Linked DNA regions of Homo sapiens: region 1 is linked to region 2. The links are chromatin loops, found by intact Hi-C in ENCODE. Cell type or tissue: endothelial cell of umbilical vein. All regions are shown on one strand. Links, peaks and the distances in the headings refer to the core of each region. The heading gives the core; the rest is flanking DNA.

The links. Peaks named below come from ENCODE experiments on the same cell type or tissue, not always from the same donor. Only the 100,000 strongest peaks of a DNase experiment are listed, where the experiment ranks them.
Region 1: a loop joins it to region 2, with 2.3 times the contacts of the local background. A loop is called at or near these places in 6 of 110 quality-filtered maps.

The regions. Positions count from the first base shown.
Region 1 is chr2:46,582,863-46,594,162 of GRCh38, reverse strand. RHOQ (ras homolog family member Q) reads right to left here. Exons shown (of 5, transcript NM_012249.4): 5 at 9,475-11,300. PIGF (phosphatidylinositol glycan anchor biosynthesis class F) reads left to right here. Exons shown (of 6, transcript NM_002643.4): 5 at 1,580-1,688. It overlaps LOC124906003 (a long non-coding RNA gene), which reads right to left and starts at 805. Exons shown (of 2, transcript XR_007086307.1): 1 at 1-805. RefSeq lists a silencer at 7,993-8,176. In endothelial cell of umbilical vein, for the core only: no CTCF peak of the experiment used is centred there; no DNase peak of the experiment used is centred there.
Region 2 is chr2:46,476,745-46,488,229 of GRCh38, reverse strand. It overlaps TMEM247 (transmembrane protein 247), which reads right to left and starts at 8,665. Exons shown (of 3, transcript NM_001424184.1): 1 at 8,528-8,665; 2 at 7,466-7,825; 3 at 3,805-3,986. The coding sequence starts at 8,644. The coding sequence ends at 3,805. RefSeq lists enhancers at 5,467-5,516, 9,762-10,328, 10,329-10,895. In endothelial cell of umbilical vein, for the core only: no CTCF peak of the experiment used is centred there; a DNase peak (open chromatin) is centred at 6,439; H3K27ac peaks cover 671 bases.

The DNA of each region.
Region 1 (11,300 bases), core at 3,301-11,300, 100 kb before region 2:
TTTACATTGAACTTGGCCAGTTTTTCCTTCCAACATTGGAACACATCTCTGTTCTATTGAATGCTAGTTGAAAAAGCTGACTTATATTTATAGGTGTTACATGAAATAAAAAAGAATAATAAAGCCCTACAAATAGTACAAATTTGGATATATGTGATTGGCTCCAGCCCGTTCTTAGCCCTGCTTCTCAATGGAAACAAGCTAAGGCTCTTATCTTGTGTAGTTGGGGAGTATGAGATGGAGGATGATAGAGGGATTGGTTTGTGAACTGACTTGTCATCATTTGGGACTTTTAAAATTCAGTGTACATTTTGCGTGTAATAATTGGCCTGTTTCTAGTTAAATAAATCATCTAACAAAACAAATGTTTTCCCCCATACTATCTAGAAGAGGCTACTTTTCAATAACTTCACCTTGCAATTTAAACAATTGAATATTTGGACCCCACTTAGTGCATTGCAGTGGGCTTTTACCTGACTGTAACCAGACTCCTGTTCTACATGATGAAGTGTTCACCCTATGAGGGCCAGGCTGAAACTAACACCTACTAAGAGAATGGCAGAATTAAGTCTTTCCACCTTTACACTCTCAGATGTGCACTTAGTAAATAGGAACGGTAGGCAGAATCACCAGATCTTTTGAAATACTTTGTTCTTGTTCTCTGCCTGTTTCTTGCCAAGTAAATTGAATTGGTTTATATAAATGAAGTGTGCTGTAAGAAAGACTAGTTGAGGCCGGGTGCAGTGGCTCATGCCTATAATCCCAACACTTTGGGAGGCCAAGGTGGGTGGATCACAAGGTTAGGAGTTCGAGACCAGCCTGGCCAACACAGTGAAACCCCATCTCTACTAAAAGTACAAAAATTAGCTGGGCATGGTGGCACACACCTGTAATCCCAGCTACTCAGGAGTCTGAGGCAGGAGAATCGCTTGAACCCGGGAGGCTGAGGTTGCAGTGAGCCGAGATCGCTCCATTGCACTCCAGCCTGGACACAGAGTGAGACTCCGTCTGAAAAAAAAAAAAAAAAAGAAAGACTGGTTGAATAAATGATGCACCATCCATACAATGGAATACTGTTACAGCTGTTAACAAGGAAAAACAAGCAAAACTTGGTTTATAACATGATGCATCTGAGTTTTGTTTTGAAGAAATATACATATGTACATGTGTATTTATGCAAATGTACATATATCCTTCAAAACAAAATTATGTGTGTATTTGTGCCTGTATAAAATATTTCTGGAAGAATATGTAATAATTTAGCATAATAGCAGTTGCCTGTGGGGAAAGGAACCAGGAGTTGATGATAGGGGTGGAAGACTTAGCTGTTTCTACAAATGCTCTTTAACATGGTTTGACTCCTAGTGCGTCTGTATATTACCTTTCCAATGGAAAACATTTACATCTTCTTACCAATTAACTATTAATAGTTCATGGTAAATATGTATATGTCATTTTGAGATTTTCATTTTAAATTAGCAGGAAATATATGTATACTGATAATGTGTGCTAGTGCTTGTTGGATTCTCCAGCAGCTCATGTATATACCACCAACGATGTACCAATTTGTGTTTCACAGAGTTACATCCATATGGGAGAATAGTCTCCAGATCACTACAATTTCTAGCTTTGTAGGAGCATGGCTTGGAGCACTTCCTATTCCACTGGATTGGGAAAGACCATGGCAGGTTGGTTTCAGTTACTTAAAGCAACAAAATAAATGTTTGTACAATGATAGTAAAACAGATGAAGCAAACTAGTGTGTATATGTAAATTGTTTTGTTGTTCAATTAAGTAGGGATACCACTTCTATCAGTCACTGTAATCTGGGCAGCTTCTTAATGGGGACTGTCCAGTGCCACAGGTGTCTAGGTAGCCCTGGTTTTATCTTCTAGCACTATTTTTTGCACATGTGTAGATGAATAAACAAGCTTATTTTGTGATTGTATATAGGCGGTTTGTTTATTGTTTTTAAAAAAGACAGGTTCTCACTCTCTTGCCCAGGCTGTCCTCTAATGCTTGGGCCTAAACGATCTTCCTGCTTCAGCCTCCCAAGTGGCTGGGACTACAGGTGTGTGCCACCGAGCCCAGCCAGTATAGGAATTTTTAAAAACTAGGTTAATAGCTGCAGAAATTTCCTATTTTCAACTTTGATATTTATTGCCCTTGTGGTCTTATATTCATATTTTCTGAACTTGATTGATGGCCAAATTGAATGTTCCTCTTGAAATTTTTAGAAGCAGATAGCAAGGTAATTTTTGCAGCAGCGGCCTGTGTTATCAAGAAAGCTCACAAACATCAGATTTTTCGTCTTGTATCACAATAAGATAAAGCTGATATGCTAGGTAAAGCACTGTGAGGTAAGTGCTCTTTTTATACCCATTTTACAGATGAGGAAACTGACACCTAGAGGGTATGTAACATTCCCAAGGTCACTGAACTTACAGTGATGACTGTATCTTTATCTTAATATTAATGACTTTGTAGTATGCCATTATATACTTTATAACTTATTTAACAAATTCACTATTGATCATTTAGATTATTGCCAGTATTTTGTGATAATAAACACTGCTGTGATAAAATCTTTGAATCTATAGCTTCTTGAATTTTTCTAATTAGGTTCACAGAGTAATTACTCCCAAAAAGAATTATGGTATTAAAAAATAAATGTGCTTTCTTTTTCCAACATGAAGATAATTTTTTTCTGATCACGAAGATAATGTATATTTATTTAGAAAATTAAAGCAATATTAGTAATTCTAAGGAAGAAAGTAAAAATTACTTTCCTCCCCAACCACCCAGAGGAAACCTCCATTTGCTTTTGGTGATAATTTTTGCAGCTGTCTCTCTCCATGCCTGTAACTATAATATTCATGTTGTTTTTAATCTGCTTTTTCCCCTCAGCAGTATATTATGGAGCTCATTCTATGTCAATGAAAACTTACATATATGTAATATTCGATTATTTGTGTAAAATATTGTACCAGTTTTTTATTAAAGAACATTTAGGTCATTTCCTATTTTACTATTATTATTTTATTATCAAATATGGTCATTATCATACTTATACATCTTTGCATATTTGTCCAATTTTCTCTGTAGGGTAGAGTCCTACCTAATGAATTGATGAATTAAATCTTTGATACATACCTCATTTGCCAAATGTGGGATCCAGATTGTGTGCCTTGCACATAACTGCCTACATTTAGCTCTATTCTTTGTGCTTTCAGTTAGATGTCGTGTCTCCCCGAAAGTCAAATTGTTGTTTCATGTTTAATAGGTCTGATAGGTTTGCCCTTCCCTGTTTTAACTCTTCATCACTATATTAGAGAAATCCTTGGAGGTTTGGTGTGTGTATCGTCACAGATTCCCATCTCAAGTTTTTGGTGCTAGTAAAGGTTTCTTAAGTTGACATCTTATAGAAGTCATCCATACTTGATGTCATTCAACAGAGTGTCAGTGATTTCTAAATTGGAGGACAATCAAAATCATTGAAAAGTATACACAGAAAATTGAAACTGTGTAGATTCATTGCTATCAAGTAATGCAATTAAATCTAAATAGAAAGTATTGATAAATAAAGTACTATGGGACATTAGCTTTAATGAGTTGGTAAGATATAATAATCATTTTGTATATGATGCAATACATTAGAGTGTAAAGGTTTGATATATTACACATAATTTAAGTCTTTTCTGTTTACAAGACAGTGCAGTAGTAGAAACTGAACTAAGAGGAATGAATATATGTGCTTTATAAAATATGTGTTTAGGTTTGCTTAGAAAATATATATCTTAATTATTTACAGTTCAGTCACCCATTTTGGGATTGTTCAGGCTTTTAGCTGATGACCCATTTTTCTCCCTCAGTGCTTGTTAACAATAAGGATGAACTAGATCCAAATTGATGGTATTACTTTTTAAATTAATGTAAAGTTTCCATTTGAATTACTGACTTTTTAAAAAGATTTTCTAGGTAGCTGGAAATTAATTTAATTTTAAATCTAATTTAAATACATAACAAGTGTTGGTTTCCATTAAGAGTGTTTCATTCAGCTGGAATATTACTGGCCATGTAATTATCTTTACTATTGGGTTGTTTTTAGAATATTCCAAGTTAATGACCCACGTATTCACTGTAAACCTTTTAAATTATGAAATGTATTGTTGAGGGAATGATAGAATTGATGTATAATTAAAAATCTTTTATTCATATAGCACTCATCTGCTCCTTGCCCTTTTAGCAGTTATTTACTAATAAACTAAAGAAATGAGGTTTTTTTTTCACTTTTTATTTCCAGCAAACAAGGTTGTTTGTTTTTTTGTTATTGTTATTTTTTAATAATTCTAACTCCACAGAACAGCATCTCCCAGAGAAGCAATAAATCAGATAAGGGAATATGGCATTTTCTAAAAGTGGAGATGTTGTTAGAGCAAAATTTCATGAGAAGACAATACAGTATACACTTTATTATCTAAAATAGAACATGTATTAAGAGATTCTTGTTCTGTGTTCCTTGTAGCCCAATACCGATTTGATCTGCTTGTGGTAAAGCAAGCTTTTCTGGATTGTGTTCTGGTTTTATTTATATTCCAGTCAGAGAAACAGGAATATCTGGTTAAGCAATTGTACCTTTAAAAACACACACATGCACACACACACACAAAACCCCACAAAATCTACTACATGTTTTAATTCAGTTTTCTTTACTTTGAACTCAAACCATTGTATAACATTCCTGAGGCCAAGCATAAGATTATAGTGATGTGGATTCTGTAATGAGCTGTTTCAAGCATATTTTTATGTTTAAAATAATTTCTTCATTAAATGACTGGAAAGGCCCACTGAAAATATGTGATCTCAATGTAAAAGTTTTTTAACTTAATATAAATCTTAAGTGATTTTAAATAATGGCAAGTGATGAAAGATTAGGCATCTTTATAGTTGGAGGAAGCCTTTCTTTTGTAGAAGGCAGCAAGGGGATATGGTTAAAGAGAATATGGTAGGGTAGCTACCCATTATACTGTTGGTCATCTTTGTTGTTGTTTTAATACTTTAAAGTCATCTTCTTGCCTCTACCTTATTTGCCTTAAAATCTCAGCAAGAAAACAAATATTTGAATTTCCCATAATCCAGATAGGCTTTTTCAACTTCTAGAGAAAGCTTATAGTTGCTGACAAAATAAATATTTGGACTACAGAAAACCTTTGTATTTTATAATTTGATTCTTTATCTGCTGTAACTAAATAGCTAATCAATAAGTATTTGTTGTTATTACTGTATGCATAGCATATGTTCTGTGTAAGTAAGTACAACAGATACTTAAATACACCCAGGACTGGAATTTAATTATTTAATAATTTAGATTTGAACTGTGATTTAGATTTAATATGCTGTAACTATTTCATAGAATATGTAGCTATGAGGTTTTTCATCTGGAAAATGTCTTGTCAAAACATGGCTAGTATTTCATGTTATAAAAAATTAGTGGAAGGTTAAGAAATATTGTTGGTTATTCTGAGCACAGGAAATTGACCATGAGGTTTTTAAACTCACGTTTTATTAATGGGTAGGCAGGTAACATGATGATTAGGAGTTCTGGCATCAGATTACTGGGTTGAAATCCTGGCTTTGTCACTTGCTAGTGAGGATGAAATAATAAAATCCCTCTAAAATACCTAGCTCAGCACCTGACACATGGTTATTACTTAATTAATGTTACAGGCATTTGTGACCTAGAAAAGACATAGTTTAATGACTATATTTTTAGCCTTCAAAAAATGCAAATTCCATGATTTATTTGAGTTCTCATATATTAGAGAATATGTTAATTGTCTCAGTTTGTTGTTTTATTTTTTCTGCCCAGCAGTCTTTCAGTTGGTAGAGTGGACTGTTAATTTATCTATTTCTCTGGTATTTAGTTATGCCAATTTAGGGTATTTGGATTTCACATAATTTTCAATCCTGTCTGACATTTCAGATGACAGTAGAAAGAAAACGTAGCACTTATAGATCTCTCCATGTACCCTGCAGGGGGCTTGGTACTGTGAAATGAGTAACTTAATCCTGACAACCGTAGTGCAAGGTAGGTTTTACTCCCATTTTATACACTAGAAAGTCCAAGTGTGAGAGGGGAGGAGTACACATCTTGCTTAGCATTACTCAGGTGGGAAGAGGGAGACTTAAGATTCACATGAGAGCCCCACTACACCATGATTCTTTTCATTGCTGGAAACTAAAACATAGCTTTTCTTTTTAAAAAATGGTCATAGCTTAGGTCTCTTTGGAATAGCTAAATTACTTATTATATTTCATTTCTTTCCCCACATTGTTTTCATTACATGCCTTGACCGTTGTGGTGGTGTCTGTATTTTAGGCCGTAATTTATTTGTAGGAGAATATTTAAAGCTAATATGCAATGATTTTGTCCCTAACAAATCCACACATGCCTTTAAACTATGGACTTCAGTGCTACAATCTTTAAAAATATTTGAACCAAATAATCAAGTCTCGGCTAGGATGCTTATTTCTTACGAAGGTAAAAAGGAAAATTGATATAAAGTATTTTAAATAACTGAATTTGGAGATTTTGAATTTTAGACACCTGAGATCGTCTTTGAAACAATTTAAAGTTGTTTTAAAATATTTGTACTTATTCTCAACAGACACCAGATAAATGAGGCATTGTTGTATTTAAAAATTTTTTGGGTTTTTTTTTTTCAGTTTTACCACGTTAGAAATCTAGTATTTGTGAAATATGTATATTCATTTCCTAAAGTCACAGATGCCACAGATAATTCTTTCATAAGTTGAAACTAGGAATCATAGGATTATAACTACATGAATTACTGCAAAATGCTGGAGGGAGATTAAAACTAAGATTATGGATTTGATTGATTGAAGAGCTGCAGGTTTTTACGTTAATTGGTATTTCCATTACCAAAGGGATGATACTGTGTTTTAGACCAAAATAAAATACTCATTTATATGAATATGGTTTGTATGTTTCAAGCATGAGAAAAATGTGTTAACATTGAACTGGCATGAAATGGTTTTGGATTGAAAAGGCGTGTTCATCGTAGGGTAATCATGTTGATAATGCTCTGCTAACAGGACTTTCATGTTAGAGAGAATAATGCTGGCCAAGTTAACTCGTTTGCACGAGTTGTGACCAGAACCTTTTAGTGTCATTTTGACAAGAATTCCAGACCAGGAACTACACACCCCTTCGCAAATAACTCTTCCTAAAGTAGTATTCTTAGTCACAGGAGAGTGTATACATGGATGAGTGTAGATTTTTAACTAGAGAAATGTATCCCAATGAGTAGATTCATTTGTGCATGTATTCCTGTATCAGACAATAACATTTACTTTAGGAATATCTGGAAAAACATACTGTTCAAGACCAATTTTGGAGGAGAATATAAATGATTATTTATAACCAGTAGGTCAGCAGGCTTTGAAAGATGAACTCTCTCAGTCATGCAAATGCAAATTTGTGATAAGCACAATTAACAAAACAAACATATTGAAAAGTAGCTCATGAGAGATTGAGAACTGGATTTTATCTTCCTTTTTATCTCGAGAGAGACAGTAATCCTAATGGTTGTGAGTTGTTCTAAATGTCTGTAGGTGTTCTGATTTGCAGATAGGTCAGTTTCTCCATGTTATCTGTGACAGTGTAAATCTCCCCCAAAATTATAAGTAATATTTATTATATTGGAACACATTTTTAAGAATTTATACTAAAATGTATCCAAAATTAAATAATTTAATCTTAGTTTACACCTTTAACTGCTGGGTTAAGGTAGGGGCTCCACAAATAGTTTCGAATGAATGGAGTCATTCATATGAGCCTTTAAAAATTAACACAAATGCCTACCAATGATTAGTTTAAAACCACTATCTGTACTTAAAATTTTGTTTCTTCGAATTTATGAAAAATGACAGCTAGCAGCAGGGTAACCTTCTGAGGTAAGGATACAGATGGTTAACGTAATGCCAGTATGTTGTACAGCTCCTGAATTTGCTCTTGTAACAGACATTTCACATGAAGAACAGCATGTATTAAAGATGATTGCTTTATGGCTGGGCGCGGTGGCTCACGCCTGTAATCCCAGCACTTTGGGAGGCTGAGGCAGACGGATCACGAGGTCAGGAGATCGAGACCATCCTGGCTAACACATTGAAACCCTGTCTCTACTAAAAATACAAAAAAATTAGCTGGACGTGGTGGCAGGCACCTGTAGTCCCAGCTACTCGGGAGGCTGAGGCAGGAGAATAGCGTGAACCTGGGAGGCGGAGCTTGCAGTGAGCCGAGATTGTGCCACTGCACTCCAGCCTGGGCGACAGAGCGAGAGTCCGTCTCAAAAAAAAAAAAGATGATTGCTTTGCAAGGGTAAAGAATAGTTCCTACCACTTCCTACCACACAGTATATTACTCATGAACTATTCGTTCTAAACTGCCGGTTCTACTTATTACATAGTAGTGTCAGTGACCAAAGAAATACTGTTTGTGTAAGTTTAATTTTTTCAAGTTAAAACATGTAATATACAGAATACTGGTACGTGGTACTTTATAGCTTTCATGACAAATTTTAAGAGATTACTTCAGCCCTGCATTTTAAGTATAGTAGGTACTTCTGTCCCTGTTCTGTAGGGGAAACTGAGGCTCAGATGTTAAAATGAGCTGGCTAAGGTCACTTAACATCTGATGTACCACTTATTTTTTAATTAGATTTTTCTTCTTCCTGGTAATTTTAATAATTTTACCCACTTGAGTTGTAATATATTTGATTATACACCATAGGTTGTTTCTTCTATTTACTGGCTAAAAAAATGTAAATTTATAAAAAACTCTCACTATCTTGCCCAGGCTGGCCTCCAGTGCTTGGGCCCTTGTCATTTTGGTGGCAAACACTTGTGAATGACTTCCTTTACATGAATGTCTTTGTTCTAAGTTTCCTATTTTCTTTAAACAAAATAATTATATAAAGCCATCTCAGATTACCATAATTTGGAGAAATCTTTATAGCAGTGCAGCTGAATTATGTATTTAATAGATATCACTTTTTTAAAAAATCCTATTTGTGGCATGAAGAACGTTGAATAGAAACATGTCTGTATGTGAGATAAGGAAATAGTTTTAAAGGAAAACCTTAGGATCTAATTATGAAAATACCTGATTAAGCTAGGATTTACAAATGAATTCTGTTGCCATAGTGTAGTTTAAAAATTTTTAGAATAATTATAAGAAAATCAGTAGGAAACTTGCTTGAGGAATAGTTCTTAGTGGGCAGCCTCCCTCCTTTTGCTGTTCCCTATTTTGATAATCTATTTTGATCTTCAAAAATCATGAAAACGGCCCTTAAAGAAATTCTCTTTTAAAAAAATGACAGGGTTACGATTAAGAAATGCTTATTTCAGGAAAGCCAAGGAGGTACTCTTGTAAGTACAAAGCCTGACCCATCATTAACAGTCTTCAAAGCCAGTCCACATTTTAATTTGCTGATGGCATGCACTTCTTGATTTACATAACATGAATAACCAAGTGTTCCAAGCCGTAACCCTTCATTAGACAAAATTTTTTAACATTTCATTTTTGGCATTCTGTTGGAGGTGAGGTGTGGCAGCTGTTTAAAAGAATGTGCGTGGTGGTATGTATGTGTTTGAGAACAAAGAGCCATACTGAAATTACAAAATGATTAAAATACAATTTAGTAACCCAAATTGGAATCTAGCTGGGATTCATGAGGGATTACTATTCTCCCTATACTTTAACAGTGAGCTTTTTTTAACAGAGTATAGGGACTCATACTTTGCCAATGATTAGTAGACTCTCAGCATAAATAGAGGAAAGAGTATTATCCTAAATGTTTACATAGGGTAATAAATAAAAACTACTAAGGTAAAAAGTTCAGTGCTTTACGTAGATAGTAAACTATGCATAGTATTTTATTTGTAACCCCATGTGTTAAGAAGGGACACTGTTAAAGTAACAATCATTTAAAAGTAACAACCAACAAACTGGTATTTAATTTGGTATTTTAAATAGTTAAAAATCAAATGGAAACAGTGTCTAAAGTCACTAAGATAATTCATAACAAAACCCATTAATCCAAGCTCCACTTATTGTAAATAGAATTCACCATGAGCTAACCTAAAATGTACCTGTGGAGATAAAACAAGAGTGTAAGTTAGCAAAGTATTAAATAAAATTTCAGGGAGCCCCTAAATTTATTTTTAAGAACTTTAGAACTAATTCTCTATATGCAAACACTGATTAACTCAAATATCTTGTAAGTTCATTCATACATGGCCTTATTTGAGGCAGTGTATTTGTATTCACTAGCAAAATTCATGTCAGTAAAATATTTTTGAAGCAGTTTATTTCCCAGATATTTCACTAGTTTGAAATAGTCATTTCAGTGATTAGTCTGAATTTCTATTGAAGCCTAAGCTTTGAATGAAGACATGCTTCTGAAAATAAGGCAGTTTTTCTCTAGTCTGCTTATCAATAGAAAACAAATCTTTGGTTTTTAGTTAAAGTGACAGGAAGGATTTTTGCAAAAAGAAAAACTAAAGAACCAAAGCAATTAAAAAGCTCTTGATAAGCAATGGGGAACTCCAAACCCATCAAGGTCAGTAGAGTACCTAAGGCACCTCAGCTTCAGATGTGACAGTCATCTTTGCTTAGAGTTCTGATAATCTATATACATGATTTTTACCATCTTGAGAATGTGAAGCTGAAAAGGTAACATCCAACAATGATTACTGTGAATAAGAAAATTACTGTGATAAATGGGAGAGACGTTGGAGATCTCTGTTCTACCTCCCATATTTATAATGAGGAAACCAAATCCCAGTCAAGAAACAGGTGACACCAGTTTGTGTAGACAAATTCCTAATCTGTTTCTGTTAGGGCAGGGCAAATTCTAGACTTCTAACTTTGAATTAGTAAACCAAGTGTGAAGGGTTTCAGAGATATGAATTGGAGCCCCCTCCCCCCACCAAAAAAAATCCTCATAAATCCCCAAAGGCAAGTTGGAAATGTGTAATAGTTTACTGTTGTAATTCGTTTATACCATGTGTTGGACAACTCAGCTAATATGTTAATTGATTTATACAATTCCTTTCAATTTTATCTAAAAATAAGCAGACCAAAATTAAATAAGAAAGTTACATAAGATTCCATTTGAGCATACATAAGGCCATGATACTTTAATGTGAACCACCATTTCTTGGAAGAAAGAAGACATCCAAATGTCCGATTCAGAGAGAAAGTTCCTGGCCAGTCA
Region 2 (11,485 bases), core at 1,597-9,596:
CTTCAGGCAGAGGTCAGGAGGATGAAGGCAGAGTGGCTCCAGGCGTGTGGCCAGGGAAAACCATGACCTCCCTGCTGTGGTATGCAGTACTCTTCCTTAAAGCAGAGTGCAGCAGTGGCCCGGCCCAGATTGGCTACGGCTGTGCTCCATCTGATGGTTTCAACCCCATCAAGGCTTTCTGGCTCAGCAGCTCAGGAAGGGAGTGGGAGCTGGGCCTAAGGAATTAGGGATGATACACCAGTTATTTGCTTAATTCAGTATCTCCCCCCTCCACTCATACTATCAGAATTCTAATTCTGTTTGAGGCTGCAACAGTGTCCACGCAAAAACCTTACCACCTCAGACACCCTACAGATAGGTGCAGCCACATGACCTTAGTTTGACCAATGGCACGGAAGCAGAAGTCTCTGGGTGGGGCTTCCTGGGATGCTTTTAAAAGGCGGCTCCTTTTCTGACCTGGAGTAACGGACCTGGTACTTGGAGCTGCTTCAGCCAACTTGACACTGAGGCGGGAAGCCATGGGCTGAGGATAAGAGCCCTGTGGTGGTGGAGGAAGGCACCACCTGAGTCCTCTATGACTTCTGAGAGCAGTTTCACCAGCCGTGGATGGACTACCTGGGACTTCTTGGTATGTGAGCAACACAAACCTCTATTTGGTGAAGCCATTGTGGCTGGATTTCTTTTACAGCTGAAAGTAATCCTCAAACGCAGGACCTCAGAAAGTTTTTGGTCTGGAAACGGGAAGGTCCAGGCAAAAAAGCGGCCCCCAGGAATTAAAGGAGGAGGAAGGCTTTTATTTATCTGTTTTGAATTACTATTCCACTCTATAATCTTTAGTGTATTGCCTATTTCCCAAGGGATTAAGTTTATATTCCTCAGACCAATATTCAAGGCTCCCTAACACTTAGCCCCAAACCAATTTTCCAGGCCTGTTACCTTGTACACCATTCCCTGGAGCAAGAGTGACCCTTCCCTCCTGGATACACGTTACACACTCCCACCCTAATCTTCATTTGTGTGAGGTATCCCTCCTGATTTCCACCTGTTCGGGCTTACCTAGCCTTATGAGCTCGTCTTTTAAGAAGACTTCCTCTATCACCCAGGGCTCCAGGGAGCTCTTCTATGATCTCGTTTATAGCTGAGGTCTGTGTACTGATAGCTGCTTTACATTTTCATGTGTGTTAAACTCATCTCCCCAGCAAGGTTGTGAGATCCTCCCAAGGTAGGATCTTGGGAGCAGGGTAACATGGAAAGAACATGTGCTCTGGGATGATCTCAGTTAAGTCTAACGTCTCTGAACCTCGGTATCCCTGGCTGTGAAGTGGAGATGATATACATTTCTACCTGCAGGGTTTTGGTGAAGATAGCCTCCTTAGGGACTTAGGGCGCATGGTATGTTAGCATTGGTGCTGAAGAGGCGCTTGTACATTGGCTTGTTACCTGGCTGGTAACTGCTTAGCTGGGCCTTTTTCCTATCCTTTGCCTCCCTCTCTCTTCTGATTTTCTGCTTTGCATTTGAATCAGAAGATCTGTTCTAAGTTTAGGGAGTGACCATGAGTAGTTCTCATTTTCCTAGAGGGCAGATCTGAGGCTAGTGGCTTCAGTATTCAAACACAATAGGGAAGAGTAGATTTCATGCCTGTGGCTAAACATGTGGGATGAGATGCTCACTTAACCGTTCAGGGGAGTTTACTTTCTCTGAAGATTAAGAAAAATGAATGTATTTAAGTCTAGTTTTACCTGGCAACAGATGGATGGATTAAATGACCTTACGCACTTGGGTGTTTTGGTTTGTGTGTGTGTGTGTGTGTGTTTTATAAATGCCCAGTTCTGTCTGCTCTAAGAAGGTAAACAGGTGGACCTTAAACTTTTTGCTATCCTTATCTCCATCTCTCTCACCTCAACCCCATGGGGCAGAAACCCAGATCAAATAAAATGATCAGAAGAAGTGACCCATACCACAACGGCCCTTCCTTGAAAGTTTAATGAGAAATGATACTTTTATCACTTCCAAATTAAGTACCTGTCACATGCAGCTATCAATGGGATTGGATATATGGAGTTGGGTGGGAAATGAGAAGTCACCATGGACTTACATGGCATGATAATGTGTACTGACATTGAAGTCCCAAGGCAGTCATTTTTTTCACGTGATTTTACTGAGAGTCGCTCGAGAGCCCAATGAGACAGAAACTTATTCTCTTGTCACTCTTAAGGCAGAGCCCTATGCCAGAGGAGAGAAGGGGTCAGTAAAGACTTGATTAATTGCACAGCTGTGTCCAGCCTCATTCAGTTTGCCACATTATCACTAAAGTGTCCTGTGGCACAGCCAGCCATCGTGGCTGGGCTGCTGGGCTCAGAGTAGCCGACAGTCTGCAAGGAGTGTGTGTATTGAAGGGCTGAGGGGCTGGTGACTGGGGGAGTTGAACCCCTTTGTTGCATACTTGCAGGGCAGCTTCACTTTGTGCCTGACCGTGAGCCTTCTGGTGTTCAAAGTCTGTTCCTTTGGGTTGTTGTGTGTTTATTTGAGGGGCTGTAAACCTCTCTACTGTGGACAACTGTATACTTGTTTTGTATCTCTGTGTCAGTGTATTTGTTTCTGGGTTAGCCTTTCTGCATTTTTGTGAGTCTGTGTGCTTGGGTTAGTAGGTGGGTACGGGGTGGGGGTGTGTGTCAACTTTTTTTTTTTCCATGTCCAGCTTTCTAATAGAGTAGAATTAATGACGTCCTCTGGGTCTAATCAGGCACTTAATTCCTCCTTCCTTATGTCCCCTAGGAGTATGCCCTTATTTTGCCACATGCCTCACCCAGGGGATACACAGCTTAGTGATAGGGGTACCCCTTGTCCACCAGGTTCAGCTAGGCCTGTGCCAGGCTCGCTGGAGCTTCACTGCCTCTCCTTTTTGACCATATGCTGTCTGAAGGCCAGCTGTGTACAAGTCTCCTCAGGCCCAGTGCTAAATGAGTCCTGGCCAGTGGCCTGGTGATGGTATCCTGCCATGTTGGCAAGCTGGAGGGAGCTTGGGCATCTTGGCTTCAGGAGCCTAACATGGGGTGGCAGGGCTGGGCTCCCTCCGGAGGCTCTAGCAGAGAATCCTTCTGTTGCCTTTTCTGGTTTCTAGAGGCTTCCCATGTTCCCTGACCCGCAGTCCCACGTCATTCTGGCCCCTGCTTCCATGGTCACATCTCCTTTCTGACTCGCACCCTCCTGCCTCCCTTTTACAAGGGCCCTTGTGACTACCGCGGGCCTACCTGGATAATCTGGGATCATTTCCCCACTGCAAGGTCCTTAAACACAATCACATCTCAGCCTCTTTTGCCATATAAAGTATTCATGATCCTGGGGATTAGGACATGGACATCTTTGCAGAAGATGGGGGCGGGGGCTGCTCCCAAGCAAATCACAGGCTTCCCACCCCTCAGAGGTCTATGAACATGAGTAGATGTGGTGAAACCCAAGCCAGCTTGGTCATGATGTACTTCTATGGTTCTGGAAAGGTGTTCTAAACCCACCTTCCCTGCAGATATCTCCCTGACCTGCTAACATCTGAAATCGTCCTCTTGGGATAAGGCATCATGTCCACAGTGAGAACTCAGTTTCTGTATAAGGGGCATGAACGTGTTTCTTCACTCTCAGGTGTAAATGACTGACAGCAGGGCCCTTCCTAAGAGTGGATTCTGATTGGACAGAGGCACAAAGTGAAAAAAGGAGGTGCCTGGGAGGCTGGGATCATGCACGGATAACACTCTAGCATGGCAGGGGCGAGGGTTCCCAGTGAGGGAGAGAGCAAAGGCACTTGGAAGTATGACCAGAAAGTTTTAATCAAACAGAGCAAAATGGCTGCAATGCAGAATAGGTAGTGCTTGGCGAAGAGAAAGAAGACCATCTCCTTGGTGACATAGATGATGTGAATGAAGATGAAGCAGTACAGGAACATGGCAAACTGGTTCTGGGGCAGCAGGAAGTTCTGGAGGCCTCCTGAAAACTGTGGGGGAGAGAAGACAGTGGAGATGATGATGCCATTGTTGGCGCCAGGCAGATCTAGGTTCAGTCCTGCTCTGACCCTGCCTGTATGTGACCTCAAGTCATCATCTTCACCTAAAGAAAGGGTAATAGTGCCCATTTCCAAAATCATGAGGGCTGGGCAAGGTGGCTCATACCTATAATCCCAGTACTTGGGGAGGCCAAGGTGGGAGGATTGCTTGAAGCCAGGAGTTTGAGACCAGCCTGGGCAATGTAGTGAGACCCCTATCTCTATAAAAAAAAATTTAAAAATTAGCCAAATCTGGTGGCGTGTGCCTATAGTCCCATCTATTGGGAGGCTGAGGTGGAAGGATCACTTGAGCCCAAGAGTTCGGGGTTATGGTGAGCTATGCTCATGCCACTAACTTCAGCCTGGGTGAGACAGCAAGATCCTGTTTCTTAAAAAAATAAAACAAAACAAAAGATCACAAGGAGGAAAAGTGAGATAATGAACATTCCTAGTCAGGTAACTAGCACATAGAAGGAACTCATCATTTTTTACTTTTTGAGCTGCTCTTATCCCTCCTGACTGGGGCGCCAGGCCACCACCTTCCTTTCTCTTTATGGTCTGTACGGCCCATTGGAGCCACACACGTGGGTCTTCTCCCTCTGACTCCAAGAGCCCCACATGTGGATGTTGGGTCTTGGGAGTGTTCTCTCACAGTGCCCTGACATTCAACCTAGTTTCCTGGACAGTGGCCCAATGACATGGTGTCCCTTGCATATAAATGACTGTTTCTCACTCCCTGGGTCCTGACACATATCACGTGGGTCAGCCCATGGTCCTTCAGTCCAGGGTTTGGTGTCTCTTGGAGGCAGGTGCTGAGAGATAGGTGATGGGGTCTCCCTAAACCCTCAGAGTATTTGGGCTGGGGGAAAGCAGCTTGAGTTGTCTGGCTAATTCTGTCTGTGGGTTGCTCTTTTCTTGAATCTATATAACTGGGGCCCAACAGTCTTCATTTTAACTGTAGAAAGTATCAATGTATAAGTAAGGCAAAAGCTGATATTATTTTGATCCATAGTTAAGAGGGCATAACCCATGCATTATTTTTTAAAATATTTGTAAAAATCATGGCATATTTTTGGAAAGCACCAGGTGGCAGGGACCGAGATGCCCTAAACTAGCTAGAAACACACTCAAAGAGGTATTTTCAATTCAATACACTCTCTCTGTCCGTCCATCTATTCACCCTCCCAGAAAAAGAGAAGAGAGGAAGGTACAACATCAAGTCAACTCCCCAATTTTTAGTAAATGCACAAAAAGTAAGCACTTTTGTAAACTATCACCAAAGGCTGGAGGATGGGGACACATCACTGTTGAAACAGCTGCATAAAATGTGAGGGCAACTAGACCAAACTGAGGGGACAGAAAATGACCTGATGATGCTGCCTCTAAAATGAATAGCTAGGAAGGTTGGAGACCAGAGGAAGCAATCCAGTGTTCTAATGGGAGTGGAGGACGGGGCTGACCCGACGGTTCTCTGCAGGCTCAGTATGGCTCTGGACCCCTGGACTTTGCCACCTGTCTGCAGTCTGCACGTGTTTCAGTCTGAAATGCTGATGAGTGATCATTATGACTTTCATTAAAAAAGAAAGTGCTTGTGAAACCCTTTAGACTTTTCAAAATACTTTCAATGTTCTAATTCTTGAGCAGAAGAGAGAAATAGAGAGAGGACTATATACCAAAGATTTCCATCTCATCCAGCAAGGAGAAAGATTTTCAAACTGAAAAGGGGGTAAAATAAATATGGTTAGGAGGAGACACAGGCCAAAGGCATAGTTACAATATCATATCTGCTTTAAATAGTTTCAGGTTCCACTTTGTGACAGATTTTATCCCAGGCTACTGAGAAAAGTCACAAGTTTGCAAATGGAACTTAGAATTCAAAAATATTAGGAAGTGTGCTAAAGTCTAAGCAATAGGCAAATGTTTTCTAGACTTTTCAAAAAGGGTGTGGGGGCAGGGGAAGATTCTGGAAATCCAAGTTCAGTAAGCTTGACTGAGTTCAGTGAAATCATTTCATGTTTATAATGAAGCAGGTATTTTGTGAACAGAAAAAAAGATAATTGTTTAAGAAGCCAGCACGTGCTCATTGAGAACAAATGATGCAAAACCAACCTTACTTTCTTAAAAAAACAGAAACAAAACTGGACCAGTCAATTGGGGAAATGCTATAGGTAATGTAATATCTTAATTTTGGGAAACCATTTGACAGTGCGTCTCCGTTTTTTGGATAAGGTGGAGAAATGTGAGCAGGATAAAATGTAACTCAAGGGTGATGATTAATGGAACATTGCCAACCTATACAGAGACATTTAGTGGTATTTACTTTAGGTCATTTCCTCCTCAACAATTACAGCAATGATTTGGATAAAGGCAGAAGGCATGGTTCTCAGAACTGAGGATGACTCAGAGCTGGGAAGCACAGCTAATACATCATATCCCAATAAAACTGAAAAGTGATAAATGTATGTTGTTGCATTTGGGTCAAGAAGTGAATTGCATGAGTACATAAAAATGGTAGTAGCTAACGTTTATTGAGTGCTTACCTAATGTGCTGGGCTAATTGCAAAGTGCTTTGCGTGTGTTCTCTCATTGATTCCTGACAACAACCCTGTGAGGTAGGTACTACTTCATGGATGAGCAAGCCAAAGCTCAAAGGAAATTAGTAATTTGCCCAATGTCAGGGAGTTTATAACTGGCATTTTAATCCAGGACTTTCTGACTTTAAAGTGCAGGAAACACTGCTTTAAACAACATCTTCCACTATTGAATGCTTATGATAGCCTAGCCACTGTGCTAAGCTCTTCACATCCCATTTAATCTCAAGTAGGCATTCTTATCCCCCATTTAATACAGATTAGGGAACAGTGGTGTACTTCTTGTGAAAAGATGGCTGTTTCAGTTGACTAGAAGGCAGTATGATCCAACAGAATAAACATAGCCCTGATCGGGGAGGTGATGGTTCTATCAAAATCCACTGGCCAGGGTGCAGTGGGGATTCTGGGTCTAGTCTCCAGGCATCAAATTTTAAGAGATGCAGAGAGGACTTGTGAGCGGTGGAAGAGGGAGGAAATGTTGAAGACTTTTCCTTGAAGCTACCAAAAAGGCTGTCGGGTGGGCGATGTGGTTCTGGGGACCCTCCCGGCCTCAGCTCTCCTTAGAGAGTCACATCTCAGCTTCCCGTGGAAGCTCTGTTTAACAGAGCTGGCCAGGTAGGGTAGCGAGCTTTAAGGCAGTGAGCAGACATCTCTGGAAGTGAGCCAAGGCGGAGAGGGCTGGAGACCGCCCGAGTGGATGCTCAGCCCCTTTCAGCCGAGATCCAGGATCTGCAGGGTGGGGTGCCGCGCAAAGCAGGGAAGGTGGGCGCCTGCTCCAGGCCCCATGGGACTTCAGCTCCAGGCCTCCCTCCTCCCAGTGCCCCGTTCCTTGTCACCCACCAGGCGGGGCGCCGCCTCTTGCTGCAGCTGCTCCATCACCACCTCGTGCTGCCGCTCCCGCTGCAGCTGCTCCATCACCACCTCGTGCTGCCGCTGCCGCTGGTTCTTCTCATGCAGGTACTTGAGCCGCGTGAGCTCGAACTCCATGCGCACCTTCTCCAGCTCCATCTCGGGATTGCGCTCAGTCCCAGGGGTCGGGGGCAGCTCTGCGGGTTTGGGTCCGTCGCCAGCCTGGCCTTTGGTAGCACGGCAGGACTTGGGGGACAGCGATTTAAGCGGCCCTTGGCAGCCTCCGTCCTCACAAGCTTCCATCTCTTCCAAGTAGTCATAGGAGGAGTCTGGCTTCTGGGACTCTGCCTCCTGGCGTAGGGGAAGCAGGGAGGGGAGGTACCTTGAAGAGTCAGGATGGGGCTGCCCCTGACCCCATGGAACTCCCGCAGCCCCAGGCCGCAGTGGACTGGGGTGTTTGAATTGTAAAGATCTAGGCTGAATTCTTATTAGAAGTGCTCTTACCGGGAGTTGTCAGGACCTGCGGGTCAAGGAGAGGGCAAACTAGCACAAAGTAATAGTGCCCTAAAGTTGCAAGTGGAGGCACTGGGAGTTGAGTAGATTGATGTCCATTTTTCTAGTGATTTTTCTGATCACCAAAGAGGCAACTTCCGGGCCCATCCTCAACTCTACCTGACTTTGAGGTCAGTTAGATGCCAGGTCTTCAGGAAGTTACAGAGGGAGAAAGAAACCCAGGGTCTGAATTGAGAGAACCTAAATATTTGGGGACCAGGAAGAGGGCTATGGTGGGGAGCCAGGTCCTATCCACCCAGCAAGGAAAGGACCCCAAGTGGGGAGGTAGATAGAGGAGACCAAACCCAGCTTCATATGACTTCACAATCTTATGGAGGGCTACCTGGTCCCTGGTGACAGCTGGTGCCAGTTACAGGGCTGGGGTACATGTCACCTGATGTTCTTGGCAGTTGTCTGGAAGCTCAAAGCATGTGTTCCTACAGTATTCTTGCTCCCCCTGACGGAATAGGCGGGGGTGGTGAGACACAGCAGCCCCCTTACCAGATAAGCCCTTGGCTTCCCTTCAGACTTGGAGTCACCAGGCACCATCTTGGGGAAGGTCGGGCAACTTTCTCCCGCACCCCGGGCTTCCATCATCTCCCTGTCCTCTGCTGCCATCCAGAAAACCAGAACGCTGCCAGGTGGGGTCACAAGACATCATTTGAGGTGCTGACATTTGGCCTCACCAGATTCCACAGCCTGGCCACCATCACAATCCCCTGTCGTCATCATAGCCTACATTCTACAAGTTGCTAGGGCCCCTTTGGTGGAGGGTGTGACACCTTTGAGGTAGTAACATGCTAACATTAAGAACTGCAGGATGGGCCTTTGCTGCCCATAAGGATGGCTTTGAAAACTAGAGTTCCAACTCATGCAACTCAGAATTCCACCATTTGAAATCCATTTCCTTGGGTTCCTTTTTTAAATGAAGATTGTGTTGGAAATGAGTCACAGCTCCACAAACCCTGTTATGGGCTAAACCAGGTCCCCCTCTCTTCCCAAAATTCATATGTTGAAGTATTAACTCCCAGCCCCCAGTACCTCAGAATGTGACCTTATTTGGAGACAGGGTCTTTATAGAGGTGATTAAGTGAAAGTGAGATCATTAGGGTGGGATCCTAATCCAGTATGACTGGTGTCCTTGTAAGAAGATGATGATGTGAAGACAAGGGAGAAAATGGCTATCTACAAACCAAGGAGACCGGCATTGTATTAGGGTTCTCCAAAGAAACATAAAATGACATTTATTACACAGAATTGGCTCATGCAATTATGGAGGCTGAGAAGTTTTATGATCTCCCATCTGCAAGCTGGTGTCCCTGGAAAGCGGGTGGTATAAATTCCAGTCTGAGCGCAAAGGCCTGAGAACCAGGAGCACTGATGGTGGAAGTCCCAGTCCAAGGTCAGGAGAAGACTGACGGATCACCTCATGTAGTCAGGCAATTGAATTGAGAGCACCAGTTCAACTGGCAGTCTGCCTTGTTCCATTTAGGCCCTCAGTGGAGTGGATGAATCCCACCCACATTGAGGAGGGCAGACTGCTTTACTCAGTCCACCAATTCAAATGTTAATCTCTTCCAGAAACACCCAGAAATAACATTTAATCAGAGATCTGGCCATCCAATGGCTCACTGACGTCAACATGTAAAATTAACCATCGTAGACCTGGAATAGATCTTTCTCTCCTAGCACTCAGAAGGAACCAACCCTGCTGGCACCTTGATCTCTGATGCTGACTCTCCAGGATTGCGAGAAAATAAATTTGTGTCATTTACGCCAACCAGTCTGTGGTTCTTGGTTACAGCAAACCTAGGACACTAATACAACCCATCATTCATACTTCCACGTGGGTAGAATGGAGGGCTGGGGAATGTATTTTGTCATCTTCCATTTTGTGAAAAAAGCAGCAAAACATCTTTGGTAGTTGAAAGCAGGATTGCAATATGGAAAGACAAAGGGCTGCATTTGAATTCCAGCTTCGCTACTCTCTCCGGCTGTGTGATCAAGGGAAAGTGTATTCATTTGTAAATGGGATAAAGATTTAGCCACTTCCCTACGTTGCAGCACCGATGTGAAAATTAGATAGGGTAGGAGGGGGAGTTCCAAGATGGCTGAATAGGAATAGCTGCAGTCTACAGCTCCCAGCGTGAGCAACGCAGAAGACAGGTGATTTCTGCATTTCCAGCTGAGGTACCAGGTTCATCTCACTGGGGCTTGTCGGACAGTGGGTGCAGCCCACGGGGCATGAGCCAAAGAAGGGAGGGGCATCGCCTCACCCGGGAAGTGCAAGGGGTGGGGGAATTCCCTTTCCTAGCCAAGGGAAGCCATGATAGACAGTACCTGGAAAATCAGAACACTCCCACCCTAATACTGTGCTTTTCCAACGGTCTTAGCAAATGGCACACCAGGAGATTATAGCCTGTTCCTGGCTTGGAGGGTCCCACACCCACGGAGCCTCGCTCACTGCTAGCACAGCAGTCTGAAATCCAACTGCAAGGCGGCAGCAAGGCTGGGGGAGGGGCGTCTGTCATTGCTGAGGCTTGAGTAGGTAAACAAAGCAGCCAGGAAGCTCGAAATGGGTGGAGCCCACCACAGCTCAAGGAGGCCTGCCTGCCTGCCTCTGTGGACTCCACCTCTGGGGGCAGGGCATAGCTGGACAAAAGGCAGCAGAAACTTCTGCAGACTTAAACGTCCCTGTCTGACAGCTTTGAAGAGAGTAGTGGTTTTCCCAGCACGGAGTTTGAGATCTGAGAACAGACAGACTACGTCCTCAAGTGGGTCCCTGACCCCCAAGTAGCATAACTGGGAGGCACCTCCCAGTAGGGGCTGACTGACACCTCATACCACTGGGTGCCCCTCTGAGATGAAGCTTCTAGAGCAAGGATCAGGCTGGAGTGGACCTCCAGCAAACTCCAACAGACCTGCAGCTGAGGGTCCTGACTGTTAAAAAGAAAACTAACAAACAGAAAGGACATCCACACCAAAACCCTATCTGTACATCACCATCATCAAAGACCAAAGGTAGATAAAACCACAAAGATGGGGAGAAACCAGAGCAGAAAAGCTGAAAATTCTAAAAATCAGAGCACCTCTTCTCCAAAGGAATGCAGCTCCTCGCGAGCAATGGAACAAAGCTGGACGGAGAATGAATTTGATGAGTTGAGAGAAGAAGGCTTCAGACGATCAGTAATAACACACTGCGAGCTAAAGGAGGATGTTTGAACCCATCACAAAGAAGCTAAAAACCTTGAAAAAAGATTAGACAAATGGCTAACTGGAATAAACAGCATACAGAAGACCTTAAATGACCTGAAGGAGCTGAAAACCATGGCACAAGAACTACATGACGCATGCAGAAGCTTCAGTAGCCGATTTGATCAAGTGGAAGAAAGGGTATCAGTGATTGAAGATCAAATGAATGAAATGAAGTAAGAAGAGAATTTTAGAGAAAAAAGAGTA